Regions from separate parts of the Homo sapiens genome. Here region 1 is linked to region 2. Evidence: read pairs that join two places in POLR2A ChIA-PET (ENCODE). Cell type or tissue: Caco-2. All regions are shown on one strand. Each heading gives the region's core, and the rest is flanking DNA. Links, peaks and the distances in the headings are about the cores only.

Region 1 (2,913 bases), core at 311-2,810, 280 kb before region 2:
TATTTTCTCCCCGCTCAAATTCACAACATGTCCTCCCCTATCCTCACCCTCACCTGATGACCTTGCTTCCAAATTCACTGAGATAGTAAAATAAGTGGCTGCCAAGTTCCCATCTTCCCACCCTCGCCTGTACTCCCACCTCCATCTGTGCCTACCCGCTCTGCCTTCCCGCCTTGGACAAGGAATGAATTTCCCAAGCGCCTGTCAGCAATACTCAGTGTGGGCCTGAATCTTGACTGCATCAGTATCACCTGGGGGATGGTCAGAAAATGCAGCTTGTCCACCCCCAGTCCAGACCTGCTGAATCAAAATGTCTGGGGCGGGGCCAGGTGCAGTGGCTCATGCCTGTAATCCCAGCACTTTGGGAGGCCAAGGCAGGTGAATCATTTGAGGCCAGGAGTTAGAGATGAACATGTGAAACCCCATCTCTACTACAAATGCAAAGATTAGCCAGGCGTGGTGGTATGCACCTGTAATCCCATCTGCTTGAGAGGCTGAGGCATGAGAATCGCTTGAATCTGTGAGGCAGAAGTTGCAGTGAGCCAAGATTGTGCCACTGCATTCCAGCCTGGGCAACAGAGCAAGACTCTGTCAAAAAAAAAAAAAAAAAAAGAATGTCTGAGTTGGGGCCCCAGAACTTGTTTCAATGGGCTCTCCAAGGCATTCTTATGCATGACACTGAGCTAGGTCCCTTTCTCTGTCACCTACTCAAGGACATCCCTCCAGCAGTTGTCTCTTCTCTACAGGATCATTTCCAATATCATACAAACAAACCAGAAACAAAACACCTCTCTAGATCCCAAACCTGCCTTAGCTACCACCCTATTTCTCTACTTCCCTTTTTTCTCTTGAACTCCCTTCAATCAGTCTTTGGTTTCCACCCTCCTCTAAAAGTGCTCTTGCCAAGGTCATTGTGAGAGAAACTGGCTAGATGGTCACCAAACCACTTCCTCTTCCAGGGCACACAACCAAATGATGTTTCCCAGTTACTTTGCCTCTAAATGAGGCTGTGTGACTAGTTCTTGTCATGGGAACTCCAGTGGGTCAACGTGCCAGCTTCAGGCTGAAGCACCAGAGCTCAGGTGTGCTTCTATATGGACCACTCCTTCCCTTTCCAAGGGAACCATGGCAGGTGTGCACTGAAGATGGAAAGAACCTGGTACCCAAATCACAAAGAAGGCCACCTGCCAAATACTTGACTGGACTGTGAGATGAGTGAGATAGAAGCTTTTTATTGTACTAAGTTATTGATTCAGGGGTTATTCATTGGAGAAATAAGATTGCCCTAATAAAGTCACGAGGGACCTCCAAATTTCTAAATCCAATAGTCAATTCTTAGTTATTGTCACTTGTGACCAAATAGCAGCATTTGGCAAAGTTGATCAATGGTTACTTTTTGAGAAATTTTCTTTATATATTCTCTAGGTTGTTTTTTTAAGAAAAAATTATTTAACTCACTTTAGTATCCTTTGCTAAGTCCTCTTTGTGTAAGATTGCCCCAGGACTTAGTCCTTGGATCTCTTCTCTCTCAGTACTCACTCCTTTGTTAATATCAATCTCATTCTTGGCTTTGAATATCTTCTCTACAGTGATGATTTCCAAGCTTACATCTCTAGCCTGAACCTAAGACTTGCTTGATCCACAGGCTACTAGACATCTCCCCTTGGTGTCTAATAGCTACCTCAAACTTAACGTATCCCAAACCATACCCAAAACCATATCCTGATGCCTTTCACCCTACTTCACCCATAACCTTCCTCTTCCCAGTAAATGTTAACTCTCTCCTTCCAATTGCTTCAGCAAAAGAAACTGTGGACTAATCCTTGAGTCTCGCTCATTTCTCATATCCTGTTATTAGATTCTGCAGGTCTTACCCTAACAACATCCAGACTCTCAGCTCATTCTTACGCTGCTGTCGTGGTCTGAGCCACCGCCACCGTCTCCTCCTTGGGTTGTTCTGCTCTCCTCCTCACGGTCTCGCTGTTCACATTCTTTTCTGCCTTCTTTATAGTCTTAATTGAGCACCCTGCATGAGCTTCATACACAAAAATCAAATTGTCTCACTTTTCTGTTTCAACCCTCCCCCTCCGCCAGTATTTTCTCAGATCACTTGGAATTAAAAGTGCTGAAGGTGGCTCACAGGCTCCCTGTTGCCCCTCTGCCTTCATCTCTCTGGACTCTCCTTGGCTCAATCCATTCCTGTAACACCCTCTTCTTTGCTGTTTGAATCCCGCTCTTGCCTGGAATATGCTGGCCCAGAAAATCATCACTTGCTCCCTCACTGCCTTCAAAGCTTTGGTCAAATTTACCTTAACAGAGGGGCCTTCCCTGATGTCAGCTCGTGCTCTACACTCCCTGTGCCTCTTAGCACTTATCACTACCTAGACAGTTACTTTATTGTTTGTCTACTGGCACCAGAATGTAAGGTAGGCAGGGACTTTGTCTTGTTTATTCTGTGTCTCCAGAACACAGAACAGTGTTGGGTACACAGTAGGTGCTCAATAAACATTTGTAGAATGAATGAAAGAACAAACAGCTGAAAGGGCCAGCTACAGCCTCCTTGGCTTAGGTGAAGAAGCAAGTTTTTCCCGTTGCATTTTGCACGTGTGCTTCATTCTAGTGGATCCAGAGTCCGTCCTTCCTCTCCTTGTGAATTTTGTCTCAAGGATCTTGTTTGCCTCTTGTGTGACCTCTTTTGGACTGTCCTGGGCGATTCACCCATCTTCTCAAAGAATTGGCCTCGCAGATACCTGGTGACATCGTACGTGACTCTCTACCACAGGTTCTTGTTCATGAGGCTCCAGAACTCCGTTTTACACCATGGGGAGGGCTGATCCTCCACCTGCTGAGGTCTGACCAGGGTCACCAAGGGCAGCACCGGGTTCTCCTTTTGCAAAAGTGCAGAAAAGCAAT
Region 2 (2,913 bases), core at 312-2,811:
CGCCTATAATCCCAGCACTTTGAGAGACCAAGGTGGGCAGATCACTTGAGGTCAGGATTTCAAGACCAGCCTGGCCAACATAGTGAAACCTCGTCTCTACTAAAAATACAAAATTAGCTAGGTGTGGTGGTACATGCCTATAGTCCCAGCTACTTGGGAGGCTCAGGCAGGAGAATTGCTTGAACCTGGTTGTCAGAGGCTGCAGTGAGCTGAGCTGAGATCGTGCCACTGCACTCCAGCCTGGGTAAGACAAAGCCAAGACTTGTCTCAAAAAACAAAAAACAACACAAGTCTTTAGCACCTGAATTACCTACAGCACAATGAGATGTTGACTCTAAGAGAAGCAAGCAGGAATTCAAGACCAAAGGGAATACAACACATTTCTGTTTCTCATTTCACACCCACTTAGGGGCATATGCTCTGAGTGGGATGTGGGACAGAATTGCCTATGCAATTTATATTTAAAATATTTTCTGCCCTACCTTAAGAAATTTTTAATAAGCAAGAATAGTTAAATTTGCATAAGTTAAGTGTATGAATGAGGTAACTCCATTGTAGGGATCAGCTACTTCCCTAAGAGCAGATTCTGACGGCAATTGGGGCAGAAAGAAAGGAAAAAGAAGAGCAAGAGGAGGAGGAAGAAGAAATGAAGAGGAAAAGAAGAAGGAAGGAGAAAAAAGGAAGGAGGAGGAGGAGGAGAAGAAAAGAGAAGAAGAAAAGAAGGGAGAAGGGAGAAGAAGGAAAAGAAAAAGAAGAAGGAGGAGGAGGAGAAAAGAAGAAAGAGAAAGAAAGAAAAAGAGAAAGAAAGAAGAAGGAGGGAGAAGGAGAACAAGAAGGAGGAAGAAAGGAGGGAGGAAAAGGAGAAGGAGGGAGGAGAAGGAGAAGGAAGGAGGAGAAGGAGAAAGAAAGAAGAGGAGAAGGAAGGAGGAGGAGGAGAAGAAAGAAGAAGAAGAAAGAAGAGGCTCTGTGCCTGAGGGCAAGGAAGGGATACTATAGAGGGTAGGGAAGACCATGACCAAAGATAAATTTTGCCTACTTCACAAATTTGTATGGAATATAAATTGTATATACTGCATAAATCATTTAAGTCATAATAGCTTATTAATCATACCATCTTACATTCTCAAACATGATTAACTGAGAATTTTCTGTAATTTCCCTTCACTTTTACAAACAGTAACTATTAATGTCAAAGTATCATCATTGTATTTCACGATTTTCAGTTCAAGATGAGGTCCAATTTAAGACAACTTGGAGGCAAGAACATCAAATCTGCAAATCACAGAGCTGTCTGGTGACTTTTCTTACTGAGTACTGCCAGCAAGCACTGGCTATCTTTATCTTGATAAGCACTACTAAAACATCTCAAGTGGAGGGGTCATAGTCCCATCACTGGGATTAAAAACCAAAATATATAGATGATTTACATTTGTAGATTCTAAACTTGCTAACCCAAATGGCGAAATGAGTTACTAGAAACGAGAACCAGTATTTTCATAAACTACAAAGTTTCTAGTAAAAGTTATTTTAGCTACCAATTCAGTTTTTTAAGAACCTTGTTGATCTTTCTATTGTCTTAACTAGAGTCTTGTTCATATAGAAAATAAGTTAGTGAAGTGAATTATTGTGGCTTCAACTCTGAAAAGGAAGCAGGATGGGAGAGAGGAGAAAGCACAGTCAAGGGGGATTATTTCATGGCCACAGACTGCATCACAGCTGTGGCTGGGATTTCACAAATGTGTATGTACCAACAGTCAAATGAAGGACTGTGAGAGAATGTGTATGGCTGAGCTCACTTAGGAACCACGACTGGGAAAACAATTACCTGGAAAGAGATGGCCTACTGATACCAAGTACAGTATTATCTTTAGCGTAAAAACTTCAGTCATGAGATAAGAGATTATTATTTGAATTGCTAGTCTTCAACTACAGAACTAATAAAAGTTAAGCAACAACTACCCCCACCACAACCCCCAACTCTCCCTTCTTTCACAAGAGAAATAATCTAGTTTGGCAAGTCTCCTCTCCTTTATATGACATTCCTTTTTATTATATTTAAATACACCTTTTTGAACAAATTATGCAGAAAAGTATTACGACTGAGGATTTTTTAGGGGGAGTAATAATAAATTACTGGGGTTGAAGAAGGATTAAAAGGTTTCATTTATTGTTTTGGACTTCTGATTTCTCTGTCAATTTAGTTGTTAAATGTGGGAAAGTTACTAAGAATTTATCATTTTAGTTGTGCCATTCTCATTCCTTGTGTACATACTTGTCCAAGGACTCTTAGGGTAACGCCAGCAAATTACATCAGGTGTCCCACTACAATGATTAAATTAAAACAGGAATTCTTGGTGTCGCTTCCCTGAATTTAACTTCTTGAAAACAAATGAACTGTTAAACATATATGTGACAAACTAGCATAATCTTTTTTTTTTTTTTTGAGACAGTCTCGCTCTGTCGCCCAGGCTGGAGTGCAGTGGCGCAATCTCATCTCACTGCAAGCTCTGCCTCCTGGGTTCAAGCGATTCTCCCGCCTCAGCCTCCTGAGTAGCTGGAACTACAGGTGCACGCGACCACGCCCAGCTAATTTTTTGTATTTTTAGTAGAGACGGGGTTTCACCGTGTTAGCCAGGATGGTCTCAATCTCCTGACCTCGTGATCTGCCCGCCTCAGCCTCCCAAAGTGCTGGGATTACAGGCGTGAGCCACCGCACCTGGCCCAAACTAGCATAAATTTTTAAAATAACATACCCTCAATTTACAGAGTGTGCATCATTTCAAATTGCAGGCCAGGCACAGTGGCTCATGCCCATAATCCCAGCACTTTGGGAAGCTGAGGAAGGAGATTAGCATGAGCCCAGGAGTTTGAGATCAGCCTGGGCAACATAGTGGGACCCTGTTTCTATTAAAA

The links. Peaks named below come from ENCODE experiments on the same cell type or tissue, not always from the same donor. Only the 100,000 strongest peaks of a DNase experiment are listed, where the experiment ranks them.
Region 1: POLR2A ChIA-PET joins it to region 2 with 20 read pairs; 2 of 35 experiments call an interaction of 5 or more read pairs at or near these places.

What each region holds. Positions count from the first base shown.
Region 1 is chr6:108,761,675-108,764,587 of GRCh38, forward strand. All of the region lies in intron 3 of LINC00222 (long intergenic non-protein coding RNA 222), which reads left to right. Among named protein-coding and RNA genes, the nearest start is that of LINC00222, 11 kb to the left of the region's middle. In Caco-2, for the core only: no CTCF peak of the experiment used is centred there; no DNase peak of the experiment used is centred there.
Region 2 is chr6:109,038,230-109,041,142 of GRCh38, forward strand. The region is part of intron 1 of SESN1 (sestrin 1); the gene reads right to left. It also overlaps a transcript of ARMC2 not described here. Among named protein-coding and RNA genes, the nearest start is that of SESN1, 55 kb to the right of the region's middle. In Caco-2, for the core only: no CTCF peak of the experiment used is centred there; a DNase peak (open chromatin) is centred at 1,802.